Regions from separate parts of the Homo sapiens genome. Here region 2 is linked to region 1. Evidence: chromatin loops called from intact Hi-C (ENCODE). Cell type or tissue: ascending aorta. All regions are shown on one strand. Links, peaks and the distances in the headings refer to the core of each region. The heading gives the core; the rest is flanking DNA.

What was found. A loop is a pair of places that touch in the nucleus more often than their neighbours do. Peaks named below come from ENCODE experiments on the same cell type or tissue, not always from the same donor. Only the 100,000 strongest peaks of a DNase experiment are listed, where the experiment ranks them.
Region 2: it touches region 1 in a loop (3-fold over the local background); 6 of 110 quality-filtered maps call a loop at or near these places.

Annotation. Positions count from the first base shown.
Region 1 is chr2:216,789,079-216,797,409 of GRCh38, reverse strand. The region is part of intron 3 of IGFBP-AS1 (IGFBP5 antisense RNA 1); the gene reads right to left. It also overlaps the pseudogene RNA5SP120. Among named protein-coding and RNA genes, the nearest start is that of TNP1, 67 kb to the left of the region's middle. In ascending aorta, for the core only: a CTCF peak has its summit at 4,616; DNase peaks (open chromatin) are centred at 4,519 and 5,039; H3K27ac peaks cover 5,387 bases.
Region 2 is chr2:216,705,999-216,714,329 of GRCh38, reverse strand. It overlaps IGFBP-AS1 (IGFBP5 antisense RNA 1), which reads right to left. Exons shown (of 6, transcript NR_187138.1): 2 at 1,861-1,950. Among named protein-coding and RNA genes, the nearest start is that of IGFBP5, 15 kb to the right of the region's middle. In ascending aorta, for the core only: no CTCF peak of the experiment used is centred there; DNase peaks (open chromatin) are centred at 479, 3,259 and 3,593; H3K4me3 peaks cover 795 bases; H3K27ac peaks cover 2,973 bases.

The DNA.
Region 1 (8,331 bases), core at 269-8,268:
CTCAGTCACGGGTACGAAATGAAGGGGTAGAATTGGAATGATTCTAGATTCTTTCCAGACCCTTTCTGTTAAGACTATTCCACTTAGAATATTTCAGCAGCAAGTAAACAGAATCAAATCCTCCTCCAATCTTGACTCCAATGGCTTAAATGGTGGCTCTCAAACTTTAGCATGTACCTGAAGGGCTTGTTAAAAGGCAAACAGCTGAGCCCCCCTCCCAGAGATTTTAATTAAGTAGTTCTGGGTAAGACTCAAGAATTTGCATTTCTAACAAGTTCCCAGGGGATGCTGATTGGCGTTTCTGGTCCAGAGACCAGACTTTGAAAACCACTGGCTTAAAATAGGTGAAAAATTTACTCTCTCATATTAAAAAAAAAAAAATGCCCTGGAGATGGTGGCTTCAGGGTTGGTTAACTCAACAGCTCAACCAGGTCCTCAAGGACCTGGCTCCACTCTGCTGTGCCATCCTCAGCATGTCAACCTTGACCTTGACCAGGTCCTTACAGCTGCAGGCTGGGTCCGACAGTTCCAGGCATCCCTTACAGGCTGGATAGTGGCCAGCAAAAGAGATTAAGCTTCTTAAGGATTGAGAACTCTTCTAGTTGTTATCTCCTTACATCATATTGGCCAGGATCACATCACATGCTTGTACCTAAACCAATCACTGTCAATGAGAAGAGGAACAGCAATGATTGGCTTATACCCATCAGCCATAGGAAGGAAGAGTAGACACCAACTATGCTGATGGGCTCTGGAGATAATAGAAAAAAGGATTACATCACCTGCTTAGGTTTTAGGCCTGCTAGAGTACTTCTTGGGTGTTGTCTGTTCGGCAAACATTCCCATCGTCTTTCTTCTGCTACTTGGAGGAGTGGGCGTAGGACTAAGGACGAACAAAGCCTAGTGGTCTGTGTTCAGGCAGCAGTGACACGTAGCCCAAGTAGGGAAACTGAGAATCCTTCCCTGAGTTGCAGCGAAGAATACGGTAGGGGGAAAAGGCACTCTCTTTCTGCAGAAGTTGCTAAGCAGGGACAGCTGGTGGTTATGTGCCTCCTAGGAGACGAAAGCCTCTGGGAAGTACTCAAAATTAACTAGCAGTCAGAGAAGCACAGATAAGCAGAGATGAGCAAACAGTGATTGCTGCAGCTCTTCCCCTATTTCTGTGAGGCATCTCAGTGCCCTTCGTATCTCTGGAAGAAATGTCTCATTTGTCTACACTAATCGGAATTATGTTTCTGTTCTCTGCAACCAAACAAGTTCAGATTTAGACACTGGTTCTGTCATGAAGGACAGAGGGGAGGAAGGTCTGAGGATTACATAAGGGTGGAGGTGGCTCGCACCACCTCAGCTCCCATCTAGAACCTCCACTCTTGGCCACATCTTCCAGACTGGGAACGAACAAAACAGAATCCCTACCCAAAACCCCAGGCCCCAGCCTACTCCATGATTGGCATGTAAGAAATGCACAAGGGCCCTAGGACCTTCAAAGACAGGGCAGAGACAGAGAAAAGACAAACCAGGTTTAGTGGGGCACCACCCCTTTCTTGGCAAAAGGAGTACTCCTGGCCACAGAGACTGGGGAGCATAAGAAAACAGTCTGCACTCTCAGCGCTTCCCTCATCTTCTCCAACAGCTGCTAGGGTGAGGGCAGGGTTAGGGCATCCTCCCTCAGGTGGAGATGTGGACAGAGGATTTCTCCAAGGGTAGATTTCACAGGGAGGAGGACCAACCCCAGACCCACTCTAGGTTTCCTCCTGGGACTTTTTTTCCCCTAGGGAAGAGAGTTCCTCATGCATGTGCTAAAATAGAAAGTTGCTTGTTTGTTTTAATTTTTTTTTTTTTTTTGAGACCAAGTTTCACTCTTATTGCTCAGTCTGGAGTGCAATGGCACGATCTTGGCTCACTGCAACCTCTGCCTCCCAGGTTCAAGTGATTCTCCTGCCTAAGCCTCCCAAGTAGCTGGGATTACAGGCATGCACTACCATGCCCGGCTAAGTTTTTTAATATTTAGTAGAGACGGGGTTTCGCCATGTTGACCAGGCTGGTCTTGAACTCCTGACCTCAGGTGATCCACCCACCTTGGCCTTCCAAAGTGCTGGGATTACAGGTGTGAGCCACCATGCCTGGCCCTAAACTTTTTTTAATGAAACATAACAACCTACATATGCAAGGAGCACATGTGATGTGTTGATACATGCATAATAATGTGTAATGATCAAATCAGGGTACGTAGGACATTCATCACCTCAAACATTTACATTTCTTTGACATTGGAAACATTTCAGATCTTCTCATCTAGCTATTTTGAATTGTACAACATATTACTGCTAACTGTGGTCACTCTGCTGTGCTATCAAGCACCGCAACATATTCTTCTAGCTGTATGTTTGTACCCATTAACCACCCTCTCTTCCTCCAACTCCCCACCCTTCCCAAACTCTGGTAATTAGCATTCTACTCCCTACCTCCATGAGATCCACCTTTTAGCTCCCACATATGAGTGAGAACATGCAATATTTGTCTTTCTGTATCTAGCTTATTTCAGTTAACATAATGACCTCCAGTTCCAGCCATTTTGCTGCAAATGAGGACATTTCATTTTTATGGCTGAATAGTATTCTACATGTGTATGTGTTACATTACTTTTAATGGCAAAAATCGCAATTACTTTTGCACCAACTTTATATATATATGTGTATATATATGTGTGTGTATATATATATATAAAATACACATACAGATATATATATATATACATCTCACATTTTCTTTTCTTTTCTTTTTTTTTTTTTGAGACAGAGTCTTGCACTGTTGCCCAGTCTGGAGTGCAGTGGTGCGATCTCCGCTCACTGCAAACTCCGCCTCTTGGGTTCACACCATTCTCCTGTCTCAGCCTCACGAGTAGCTGGGACTACATGCACCCACCACCGCACCTGGCTAATTTTTTTTTTTTTTTGTATTTTTAGTAAAGACGAGGTTTCACCATGTTAGCCAAGATGGTCTTGACCTCCTGACCTCGTGATCCACCCGCCTTGGCCTCCCAAAGTGCTGGGATTACAGGCGTGAGCCACTGCACCCAGCCATGTCTCACATTTTCTTTTTCCATTCATTTGTTGATGGACACAGGTTGATTTCATATCTTGGCTATTTTGAATAGTGCTTCAGTAAACCTTGGGATGTAGGTATTCCTTTGATATACTGATTTCCTTTGGATAAATACCTAATAGTGAGACTGCTGGATCATAGAAAAAACAATTCTAAAATTTGAATATTTGTTTTTAATGATCTTACTAGTAAAGGATGCTAGCAAATCAGCAAATTCTGCTAAGGCAGTAGAAGTCTGCTCAAATAATGTTTCCATTTCCAATGACTCATTAAGTACAATAATTACAACAATTACCATCACTTCTGTTGCCTTCATGCTGTCTATTGATCCACACACTCTGCCCCCAAAACTGCACTAAGCACTTAACAAGGAATTCACATACTAATGAGTGGGGTATCTGCATGACCCCTCCACAGAGTAAGATAAATAAATTGATCTTTTCTTCCATTGGCAATGGAATAATAACAATTTTTACTTTTCTTTTTCCTTGTTGCCATCCATAGATCTATACCCATTAGAAATCACAGCGAGAAAAAGAGCGGCAGGGGAGGAGCTCAAGAAGAGACGAGAGATAGGAAAGAAGCATTATAATTTGGCAAAAATGTGAGTCAGGGAACCTCCCTTTTTCTAACCCCTGGAAGCTCTAGCTGGAGCTCATCTTGCCTCCAGATGCAGAAAGCATATTCTACGCCATAGGGTCACCGTCTACGGCCATATCACCCTGAATGCACCCAATCTCAGAAGCTAAGCAGGGCCTGACCTGGTTTATACTTGGATGGGAGCCACCACAGCATCGCTGATGGAATCTCTAGATTAAGTGGTAGCTGGGTCCAATGTGGGTTTTTGGCAAGAGGAAAATAATAGAAAAGGAAGAGAAAGAGGTGTGTGTTTCTGCTTCTGTTGAAATACTATTTGTCCTTTAAGGCTGCCTGCTCTGTGAAGTTTTCCTCAAATTCTGTCCCATCCCACTCACCCCTGTCAGACTTAACTACTCTTCCTCCATCCTGCCATAAGCATGTGTGATAAGAGAAATCAAAGAGGACTATCAGTCTTCTGTGCATAGTGAGGGTGCGTGTGTCTAAAGCAGAGTGCAGAAATGTCTGCATTTCTTTTCCCCTACTCTCATCAAGAGCTGGAGCTCTTCCCCACTGCCGGCTTTGGCCCTGTAACTTGCTGTGGCCAACAGAACATGTTACATGTATTCTAAGCCTGTCTTCTAGAGGCTTTGCAGGCTGCCCCTTGCCTCCTTGGAACCCTGCCTCTGCCACCTGAGCAAGCTCAAGTCTGCCTGGGAGAGGATGAGAGAGTATGCAGAGAAAGGCTCCAGTCATCCAGGCTATCACTGACCAGCCTGGCCCATCAGCCAGCCTACAAACACTTAAGCAAGTGCAGCCAAGAGCCACAGAGCCCAATCTGATTCAGCAGGCCTGCCCTGCTGGTTTGCAGACTCCGCAGCAGTGATGAAGGAATGTTGTCAGACATCGCTAACGCTAGGGGTAGCTCATCATGCAAAAGCTAACTGATGCAGGTTGCTGGCCCCCTCTAAAAGGGAATGCCAAGAGGGCTGTTAATCTTAGATCTCTCTATATCACTCCTCCACTAATATATTCTTGGGACATTCCTGATTCTCAACCAAAGCTCACAGACTGGAGAGGCATAGGGTGCAATGGAATGGAACTGAAATGTTGATAAAGGGCGGAGCACCCACAGAGCACGCCATGCATGCACTAATGGAACTGTCTGGCTCTTCTCCACATCCCCAGGGCATGAGCTTGGGAAAAAGGTTACCTGATCTCCAATGCCTTTGTCTATTAATTCATTCAGGGCTGGATTAATCCCTGCTCAGCTTCTCCTCCACCTCCCCACCACCCCTGTCCCCAGTCTGGCTGCTCAGATGATGTAAGCAGTAACCAATCTTGCAGTCGGGGCAGTCAGCTGGCTGGCTCACTTCCGTATCCATTAAGGGAAGGCAGACACTTTAGAAAGAACTGGAAAATATTACCAACCACCCACTCCACTCAACTCCCCACCCCTTGCCCCAGTCTCCTCTCCCCGTCACATACACCCTAACCTCAAGAGACTGGAGCTGGAAAGTACTGAAGCCAAAGAAAGAAGAAACTGGAATTGTAGCCCCACAGATCTCATGGGTTGAGACACAAGAATCCTTTGGCATGAGAACTAGTCTTGGGAGAGACGAACCAGGGCTATCTCGAGAGCCCCATCAGCTACCCTCCCCCTCATCCCAGGCATCCTCCCCTCCAGGGGCTTTTCCATTTGGTACCAATGAAATGGGTATTCAGGGGCCAGAATGTCAGCATCAATGGTGGGAAAGGAGCCACACAGAAAATGCCCATCCCTTATTAGAAGTTGCTAGACTCCCTTACAGGGGCACAGTGGGGACCCAAAGTTGATGACTTGAATAGACATGGGCAGACTGAACGTGGTCTGTTTGCTGAGTTCAGGGTTTTCAAAACCTGTCAATAGTTACACTATTTCTCTCAATATCTACTATGAAAGGAGAATTCTACCATTGAAGAGCCAGCCCTTCCTGCTTTGGAAACTTCTGCTCTTTGAAAGTGCCCAGGAAAATGCACAGTAACACCCCCAGATTGGCTCCTCAAAAGCTGTGAGGTCTTGGGCAAGCCCCTTTACCTTTCTAGGCCTCAGTTTCCCTATCTGAAATGTGCAGATAAAAATGCATCCCTACTTCACAGAGTTTTTGAGTAAAACAAAAAAAATGTCAATAAAAGCTGGTTGCACAATAGTTTGTGAAAAATATGTGCTGGACGGGATCTCTGTACTTTCCACTCAATTTTGCTGTGAACCTAAAATTGCTCCAAAAAACAGTTTACTAATTTTTTGTAAATGCTGGACAAATGAGTGTGGAATGGATAATAGATGGTTGGGCCTCTTTTTTTCAGTGCTTACAGGCTGTAGAAAGGAAGATCAACGTTGATGGTGGGACTTCTAGACTATAAAGTCTGTTAAAAAGGTGGGTTTGTTTTGTTTTGTTTTGTTTTGTTTTGTTTTGTTTTGTTTTGTTTTTTGAGACGGAGTCTCCCTCTGTCACCCAGGCCAGAGTGCAGTGGCATGATCTCAGCTCACTGCAACCTCCACCTCCTGGATTCAAGCCATTCCCCTGCCTAAGCCTCCCAAGTAGCTGGGACTACAGGTGGATGCCACCATGCCCAGCTAATTTTTGTATTTTTAATAGAGACAGGGTTTCACCATGGTGGCCAGGATGGTCTCCATCTCTTGACCTCGTGATCTGTCCACCTCGGCCTCCCAAGCAGCTGGGATTACAGGCATGAGCCACCATGCCTGGCCAAAAGGTGGGTTCTTAATCCATCAGGGTAAGGGGATGTATCTACCCTGGAAAAAATTATCGGCAGCCCCAAACTGGAGATAAATTTGCATAAGGGATGAGAGGCAGCACTTTAAAAGGAAAATGGCTCTCGTCGTTCATGTGTGTTTCTGCCCAGCTTAGGGCTAACCACTGAGAAAGGGCTATTCAAGAAAGGAAGACACTGAATGCATGTCTCTTACTCTGTCTGCCTGTCACATGTTCTTCTGCTTCTAAGAAATGCATCCCCCTTCCTCTGGGATGTCTTCCTTCCACCCCATGCCAGTTTTATTCTACTAGAAGCTTCCAGTTGTGAAAATATACCTCCCTGATCTCAGGTGGAGCACAGGACCCACGGAAAGCCAATGTTTCCCTAAGAGTTTTTAAGTTAGACCTCGGGAGGTGGGAGGCGGGAGGCGGGGGGCAGGAGGTAAGGCAGCTCCTCTTCACGGTAAAAATGGCAGGTCGTGAAACCTGGCCATTGCTGGCACCCTTGATTCCAAAAGAGAATCAGTCTGAGTGAACAGAACTAGTACGTGGGCAGAAACCAAGATGGAGGACAGTGAGTCCTATCCGCTTGTCTTTTCCCTGTTCCCTGTTGACCCTGAGGCCAGCTGCACTCTGCCCTCCCTTGGTTCAGTTACAGGAACCAACAAATCCCCCTTCTAGCCTAGGCTGGATATGGAAATTCTGCCATTTGTGACTAGTATAATCCTGGCTACTACAACTCTGCCTTTCTCCCTCAAAAACAGTATAAGTCACTGGGAGAGAAGACATGATAAATAAAGCAATTAGAAAGCACTCAAAATAGCACTAGATTGGGCAATTTTGAATTAACTCAAACTTGCATCTATTTTTTTCTTTTCTTTTTCTTTCTTTTTTTTTTTTTTGCTTTTTTTTTCTTTCTCTTCTTTATCTATCTCTCTCCCTCTTTCTTTCTTCGCATTTTTCCCCAGCTAGCCGCTGAAAATGTAAAGATGAGGAAAACATATACATGAAAACTTTGCAGTGAGGAAGCCATAAATATAACGCGATATTATGCAATTTATACCTGATGGAGGTGTATAGCAGCACCAGGAAAGCATAGAGGAGGGTTAATTTATCCTGAATGCCAAGGAAAGGTACTGTTGAGGCAGGATTACTAACGGTGAGCTCTAATGGGTTTGGCAAGAGAGCCAAGATTGGGAGTTTACAAGAATGTAGATGGCATAAAGGAGACATAAATCCCAGAAGATTCCAGGGATGACTAAAAAGAGCAGGAATCATAGTAGAGGTGGAGCCTGAGGTTGCTTAGAGCCCTAGGCAACACAAAGAACCAGATGTCTTGCTCCTACCTCCTCCGCCACCTTAGCATCCATATTCAGATACTCTGCTGTTAAAGAGACCCTATGCCTGGCCCACAATCTTCTTTCTACTGCCAACCACCATATCACCTCCACACTGAAGATTCTGTCCCTCTTCTGCTCGGTTTCACTTACAACTTCAGCTTAGGCCCATTAGGGAACTTCTTGCCATAAACTGGCACATTCTCTGTGCTTTACCATCTGGTAGGGAAAAGCAGAGAGTGCTAAGCAGGCTAAAGCTCTACACACCAGGGGTTGGCAAAACCTGGCCCGCGGGCCAAATCTAGCCCACCACCTGTTTTTGTAAATAAAGTTTTCTTGGATCACAGCCCGGGTCATTCATTTACATATTATCTATAGCTGCTTCTGTGCTACCGCAGCAGAGTTGAATAGTTGCAGCCAAGACCACATGGCTGGCAAAGCCTGTAAGATTTACTATCTAGCTCTTTCCAGATAAAGTTCCCAATTCCCACTCTATAATACTGCTTCCTCTGAACTTTAGTTCCAGACTCCCCAGTACCGACTTTTATAGTTGGATT
Region 2 (8,331 bases), core at 47-8,046, 83 kb after region 1:
CAAACTCACCAAATGTCAAAGACCTTTGGCATCTCGGAAGGTTCTTAGCTCACCCGTTCTAAATTCTCCCTCCACAGCAGTCCTGGGAGAGGAAGTTTGGGTTAAGAAAAAGGCTAAAAGTATTGGCTCGTGTAAAAAGTTTAATTTCCAGATGCTAGAGAAAATCAAAGAAGTGGCTTAGATTGCTTTTTCTGGTTTCTAAGGTAACATCACAGAGATGTCCAGGTCAGTGGGGGTGCTGTCATAGCAGCTCTCTTGCTAAAGGGCCAGAGGAGTGTTTTGTGCCTGTTATGAATGGTCCCGACCCTGTACTCCATAGAGACAGACCATGGCCCTGGAGCCAGGGTCTCAGGACCTCTCTTATTCTTTTCTTGGCACTCAGTCTGGAGAGCTGGGCATCCGCCAAGTGGGTGGGCTGTCTCTTCCAATAGAGAAGAGAAAAGATCTCCCGAGTCTCTGGTAGGACTCCTTGAAACATCTCCCTTGGGGCTTTTCCCTTGGTCGGCATGTGTGAACAAGACTCCCTCATGTTTCTGACTCACTCTGAAATGAGTTCTGCCCAGAGCTCGGGTCTCTAGCTGGCAGCTTGGCAATGAGCCTGGGATAGTGGGGAAAGGAGGCATTCTTCCCAGGTTTCCAAAGCTGACTTGCCTCAGAGATGCAAGCCCCCAGCCAGCCTTCTTCTAGGCTTCTATTTCCAGGTTGGGAGAATGGGTTCACTGAGCCAGCCAGATATTGTGGGAAGGAACAAAGAGATGATGTCTGTGAACGTATGGTGAATTCTCAAAAAAATAGGGCTGAGATCCAAAACATCAGGCATCTTGCAAAGGTAAGATATAGTTTAAAACTTTCAAAACAGATTTTATGTCTCCAGAATCTCTCCCTTGAGAAATTCAGAGTCTGATCTCTGGTCTCCTTGAAACCAATCAATTAAAAAAAAAATTGAGCTACAAGGCTTCCAAAGGAGCGGGGGCCGGGGGAAAGGCCAGGTGCAGTGGCTCACGCATATAATCCCAGCACGTTGGGAGGCCAAGGTGGGCAGATCACCTGAGGTCAGGAGTTCGAGACCAGCCTGGCCAACATGGCAAAACCCAGTCTCTACTAAAAATACAAAAATTAGCTGGGTGTGGTGGCAGGCGCCTGTAATCCCAGCTACTCAGGAGGCTGAGGCAGGAGAATCGCCTGAACCCAGGAGGCCAAGTTTGTATTGAACCGAGATCACACCATTGCACCACAGCCTGGGCAACAACAGCGAAACTCCATCTCAAAAAAGAAGAAGAACAATGAGAAGAAGAGTTCAAACTGCAGCAAGAGGAACATTGTTGGATGCTACAGGAGTTTCCTAAGCATGAAAGTTGTCTAGCTTGAAAACTGATGGAAGAATGAACTCCTGTCGTGCAGCACCTTGCAGAGTTGACATTCCATGAAGACACAGAATGCCCAAACCCTTCGAGGTGAGAGAAGAAGAGGACTTCTGTGACAGCCAAGCAGCACTCACAATCAGAAAATCCATGGCGGTGTTCTCATAAAGGCTCTTTGGGTTGCAAGGAACAGAAACCCCCTCCAACTAGTTCAAGGGAATAGAGGCGTGGTTGAAAAGGTACCAGGAATGTCATGGGAAAATGGGGAAGATGTCATGGGTCCCTGGAACGGGAGAACCAAAAGCCTTTGTGATCCAGGGCCATTGTCTCTTGATTCCATCCTCCTCGCCTGCTGCTATTTGTTCCTCTTATCCTTCTTCCAATATTCCATCCTCCTAAGGCTTCTCACCTCCCATGACTGCCCCTAACTGATCCTTCCTCCTGTGTGCCTTTCATTCTTTCATTTATGAAAGAGAGAATCGAATTGTCCCAGACTCACCCGTGGGTGGATTCCGATAGGATCAGGTGTCCTGCCTTGAGCAGTCACTGTGATGGAGCAGGAGGCGTTCAAAGCACTGAGGCTCGCTCCCTGTGAACAGAGGCAGGACAGGCAATTATCACTAGGCCTGGTACAGAAGGAAAGGGGAATACATTAAGAGGAGAAGCCAAGGCTATCTTAAAAAGAGAGAACACTCTTTGCTATCCACAGTGAATGTGAAGAGTTGGAACTTCAGGTCGAAAGCCCATTTACTTATTGAACAGTATGCTTAAGAAGGTTATGTATATTATCCTGTTTTGCATTCCCACCATTGTGGGTTAAATTATTTCCGTTTTACAAGTGAGGAGCACTGAAGCTCAAAATGGCACACACCAAGGTCACTCAGCTGAGGGAGGCATCGTGGTCCAACTCAGTTTTGTGTGACTCCCAGCTGGTATGTTTTCGGACAGAGTCAGACTCTGAACAAGGGTGTCCCTCTGAAACTTGAGTCAAATGAGATGCAGACAATTAAAGTCAAGCTACTCTCCAAATCACACTACATGAGGAGGAATGGGATGAGAGAGGAAGGCCAGGGGGAGGTAAATGGATTTTGCTTTCTGAGAAATAGGAAGGATGTAGGGGTAGAAAGATGGAAGATGTGTGGCCTGTCTGAGAACTCTGGGGGTGAGGCACGGGGTGGCAAAGAAAAATGAAATCCAAGGCCATAGAAAAGTACATACTTTAAAGGAGTGGGTTTTTCTGTTGTTGTTCTTTGTTCCTATACCAGAAGTGCCTATTAAAAAAAAAACAAAAAAAAAAAAACAAAAAAAAACAACAACAAAAAAAAACTCTGCTGTTGCTCCAGCAACGAACAGAGCCAGAGCCCTGCAAGGCCTTTGCCAGGTCAAGAGCTTTTTCTATTCCCGCTACCCCCAACATTTCTATTGTCAAGGAGGAAGAGCCGAGGCCGCCGAGACACACCACTCAGAAGACTCAGCAGAAACCCGGACCTTGCTTGAAATAGAAGGGAAGTTAAAGACAGGTATAGGGAAGTGGGTGGGGTGAGAGGGATACTACGGGCTCTGCCCAGTGATACCTGAAGACAGTGACTGAGGCAGAGACCAAAATCAAGCCCTGACGTGGATCTATATGGAAAGTAAAAGCACAGGGAACAGAGAAAAATGCTCAAAGCTAAAAGACACACACACACACACACTCCCAGAGACCCAGAAACAGACACACACACAAAGCGAGAAACACGGGCCAGAGAAAGAAAGGAGGGCTGCCTTGTTTATTCTCGTGAAAGACATCTGGATTTCTCAGTGAGGTCTCCACTTGGTCCTTCCCTCATTTTCCAGCTGGACTGGCTGGCGGAATGCTGGCTGCAGAGGTGCCGTTGAGTCAGCACCAGATCCTAGCTTAGTCCCGCTGCCCCTCTGCTCTGCCCTGTGCCAGACCACACAGCCTTCCGCCCCTTCCTGCCAAGCATGGCTCAGCTCCCTGTCCAGGTAACACACTTCAAAGGCACTGGGTTGAGATGGGGCAGGCTGGGCCAGCCTCAGGATGGGAGCAGTTTCCAAAAGGCCCCAGCCCAAACACTCCTCATCAATTTTCTAGAATGTCTTCCCTCCGCCACTCCCTGCCCCACTTCCCTGACACTTTGAATAACCCCTGGAAGTTAGAACTGGAGAACTCAGTTTTTCACTGGGGCTGTCAGCCTCTTCTGCACTGCGAGTCTGTGCAGTTTTAGTATTGTAGGGTTGGCCAGATGTCAGCCAGTGTCGAAGCACAGCCCTGTAATAACACAATCGGTATGTTCTTCCCTGAAGCTGGTCATGCTCTCTGGGAGAGTCAAAAAGACAAGGGGGTGCTTAAATGGCTAGGAAAAATAGGACATCTATTAAGGTGTGTGTACTATAGAGATGCCCCTGGGAGTGAATCTTAATCCCCAGCCCCCAGGCTGGTTGCCTGCATCTCTCTGAAGATAATACCTGTATGCGCTTTGTACTAACTGTATGTGTCCAGTCTTCCACAGAAAACCGTAAAGATCTCTGCAATCAGGAAACATACTCAACTTTGTGTTCCTGGTAACACAAAATAAAGCACAGTGCCTGGTGCTGAAGTACTCTCATGAAACATCAGCTGACTTGGGTTCATTTGCTGGTGGCTTCTTCTGACTTTTTAAAAATACAACAGAACTTTAGAACCATGAAAACAACTTAATGTTTCTTCCTCTTGTAAGTCCTTTCTCTCTTGTCAATTAGGTTCATGCTTGAGATCTAGCACTGATCCAAGGACTCAGAGCCTAAGGATGATGTATGACCCATATGTCATCTTGGACATGTAACTTAGCCTCTATAACAACATCCAGTAAAACTTTTTGCATTTATGGGAATAGTCTATATTTGCACTGTCCAATACAGTAGCCACTAGGCACATGTGGCTATAGAGCCCTTGAAATATAGGTTGCAGTGAGCCGAGATCACGCTGCTGCACTCCAGCCTGGGTGACAAAGCAAGACTCCATCTTATAAAAAAAAAATAAAATAAAAAGCAATGGATCTGAATAGACATCTCTCCAAAGAAGATATACAAATGGCCAATTAGTACATAGAAAGATGCTTAATATCATTAGTCATCAGGCAAATCAAAATGACAATGGATACCACTTTATACCCAGTAGGATGATTATAATCAAAGAGTCAGATAATAATAAGTGTTGACAAGACTGTGGACAATTGGGACTCTCATACATTGCCCCAGAGAATGGAAAAAGATGAAGCTACTTTGGAAAACAGCCAGTCATTTCCTCAAAAAGTTAAGCATAGAGTTACCATATGACCCAGCAATCTCAATTCTAGGTACATCACCCAAGAGAAATAAAAACATGTGTTCACACAAAAACTTGCATACAAGTGTTCATAGAAGCATTATTCTTAATAGCCAAAAACTAGAAACAACTAAAATGTCCATCGACTGATAAATCAATAAACAAACTATGGTATATCCATACCTTGGAATATTATTCAGCCATAAAAAAGAATGAAGTACTGATACATGCTGAAACATGGTTGAACCTTGAAACCATTATACTAAGTGAAAGAAGCCAGACACAAAAGACCACTTATTATATGATTCCATTTATATGAAACATCCAGAATAGGCAAATCTATAGACAGAAAGTAGATGAGTAGTTGCTTAGGGGTAGAGGATGTTGGGGAGATTATAGAGTAATAGCTAAATGGCTCAGGGTTTCTTTCAAGGTGGTAAAATATTTTTAAATTAATTGTGGTGATAGTTGCACAGCTCTATGAATATACTAAAAATCATTGAATTGTACACTTTAAATGGTTGAATTGTATGGTGTGTGAATAATTATATTTCAATAAAGCTGTTACTAAAAAGGTACCCCAGATTTCTCAACTAGCATTGATCCTGCTCACATTTCCCAATGGGCTTTAACGAGGCCGCATCTTTCTCTTCCTGTTGCTGTCGCAACGTATGGCTAAGAGAGACCAACCTTCTTATAGCCAATGCCTGTGGCAGAGCCCCATCCGTGTAAGTCTAGAAAAGAGATGGAAGCTTTACTCATGTTTCTTTGGGCCTGCTGGGTAATTGGACTTGGGTTAGGAGTTGGGGGCACTGGCCACTACCCCAGGAGTTCAGGGGGAAATTCGCTCTACAGTAGTTGGGTGCCTGCTCTGAATCAGGCCACCTGAGTCAACCTCCTCACTCCTGAGCTCACTGCAGTGCTGCCGGGGTGGTGGCAGGAGGTAGGGTAAGTAGTTCTTACTCTGGGGACAGGGACCACTCTGAGAATCTGAACCTTGGGCATAAATGGCCATCCTGCTAAACAGTGAGGCTGAAAGCATGGAGTTCCTAAGCATGCCCCACACCTCCCAGGAGCTGGTGGGAAAGGAGTGTGCTGAGGCGTGTGAGATCACCATGCTCCTGCCAGCCACCTCTCTCTGAAATCTGGTTGGAGAGATGGCTTGGCCAGCCCTGGAGCTGGGCAGCAACCTGCTCTAAGAGGAGACTCTCAGTCACCTGAGTCAGCCTTCTCATCCTGGAGCTCACTGCAGTGCTGCCCAGGTGGTGGCAGGAGGTAGGGTAAGGCAGGGATGCGGGCTCCCTGCCTCCTGCTTCCAAACCACCTCTCTTCTTTCCCATCCTGCATGCCAGGCACAGAGCTGGCAGAAGCAGGGTGAAGGCACTGAGGAGCAAGTTTGATCTGATTTCCAGGCCTCCATCTGCCTTAACCAATCTCTGCAATGCTGGCACTCTGTGATCAAGTTAAGCCACTACCAAGAAAACTCGAGAAGTATAACTGCACACTTCTCTGGGACTCAGGATAAGCAACTTCCTGGCAATCTCAAGAGTCTGCCATCCTACCCAGTTTATCCCAGCTGTTTCACACACTCATTTCTCTCCATAGGTTCCAGTCTCTTCCCACCTTGACATGATGACAAGCTCTTGACTTCCTTCACCATGGTCAAATCAAACAGGTGCCCTTCATCCCTCCTTCCTTCCTGGAATCACCTCTCTGCCTTCATTGCCTGCACAGAAACCAAGCCCCTCCACCCACACCAAAAAGTATCTATTCCAGCTGTCTTCCTATGTCCACTCCCTGCCTTCGCCTCTTGTCTCCCTTGTCACCAGCTTCTCCACTTCCCCCTCTATTTTGCAGAAAACCAGGGTTTTCCTAGGGCCATTGTACTAGTCAGAGTTCTCCAGAGAAGCAAAACCAATAGGATGGATGAATGGTTGGGTGGTTGGTTGGATGAATGGATGGATGGATGGATGGATGGATGGATTGCTAATACATAGATATACAGATACATAGAGAAATACATAGATACACAGATGAAAGGACATTTTTTTATTGGATTGGTTCATGCAATTATGGAGCCTAGGAAAGCCAATAGTGTAATTCAGTTTGAGTCCCAAGGCCTAAGAACAAGCGGAGCCTCTGGTGTAACTCCCAGTCCAAAGGCCTGAGAATTGGAGGGGATTGGGGGTGAGATTCAGGGGAACTTTGAACCAGGAGCTCTGATGTCCAAGGGCAGGAGAAAATGGATGTCCCAGCTCAGGAAAAGACAGAGCCAGTTCACCCAATCGTCCTTGCCTTTTTATTCTATTTGGGCCCTCAGTGAATTGGCTGATGCCAGCCCATGTTGGTAAGGGTGAATCTGCTTTACTCAGTTCTCTGACTGAAATGCTGGTCTGTTCCAGAAACACCCTCACAGACACACCCAGAAATAATGTTTTACCAGCTGTCTGGGTGTCCCTTAACCCAGTTAAGTTGACACATAAGTTAACCATCACAGTCATCAATCTAGCCACTACCTCTCTCTTCCCTCTTCCAAGAAAGATCTCTTAGACTGACTGCTTGGTCTGTACTGATGACTCCATGTGGTGGCTCTCATCGACTTCTACTCTCGGCAACCCACCACCCTTTCCCTTAATTCAGGCTTCAGTGGCAGTTCTTTATCATGCGAAACCAACCATGGCTTCCCCAGGCAGGCAGGTTGGCATGGTTAAGTGTGGAGACTGCCAGCTCAAACTTCCTGAGCTCGTAGCCCAACTCTTCTATCTAGTAGCTGTGTGGTCTTGGGCTTGTTTTTTAAGCCATTCAGTGCCTCCAGTCTCAATTATAAAGTAAGTTAATAAATGTGCTCTCCCTTATAAGGCTGTAGTGAAGATTAAGTAAAATAATGCATGTCAGGTGGCTCGCATGTAAGAAGGCTTCTATGAAAGTTGGCTAATGGTGTTATTATGGTGATTTTCTTCTTTCTCTTAGAGCATTCCTAGTTCAAGAAGGCAGAGACTGATGCCTCAGTTGCTCCTTTTATTTCCAGACTGTTCTTTCTCTGTTCCTCTTTTCCTCTCAAGCAATAACTCGGGCTCTTCTCCTAAGCTCAGACCAGGTGCTCTCTTCTGCCCAGTGATTCTCTGTGGGAGGTCATGTTCATATTGCCACAGTTTTGCGGATGATCCCTAGATAGGTACCACCAGCCTCACTTGTTCCAGTCCTGTGGGCTCCCCTATACTCAGGACGCTTCACCTGGATGTGCCCTCTCCACCCCCTTTTCTCCACCTCTTGCTTCACTGCTTTCTCTGCCCAGATCATCTGCCCCCAACCCCATCCTCTTGTATGTCCAGACTCTGGAACCTCACCTGCATCCTCCACTGACCCACTTTCCCCAAACACTCACTTCTATAGATCACCAAATTTTCTTCTCCAATAGAGAGAGGAATCACCCCCCTCCCTACTTACTAGTCAGGAAATGCAGGTGAGTGTTCAGGGTGTAAGAAGAAAGATGCCCCATAAACATAATACTGTGCCTGGACTGAAGGGCCATGTTTTCATTCTATTTTAAAATCCAGTCAATGGGAATGGGGGGAGCAGATGGAGCTGTGTATATGGGACAGGGTGGCCATGGAGTAATGGGAGAGCCATCTTTTGTGTCTGTTTGAAATTCTCTACAATGAA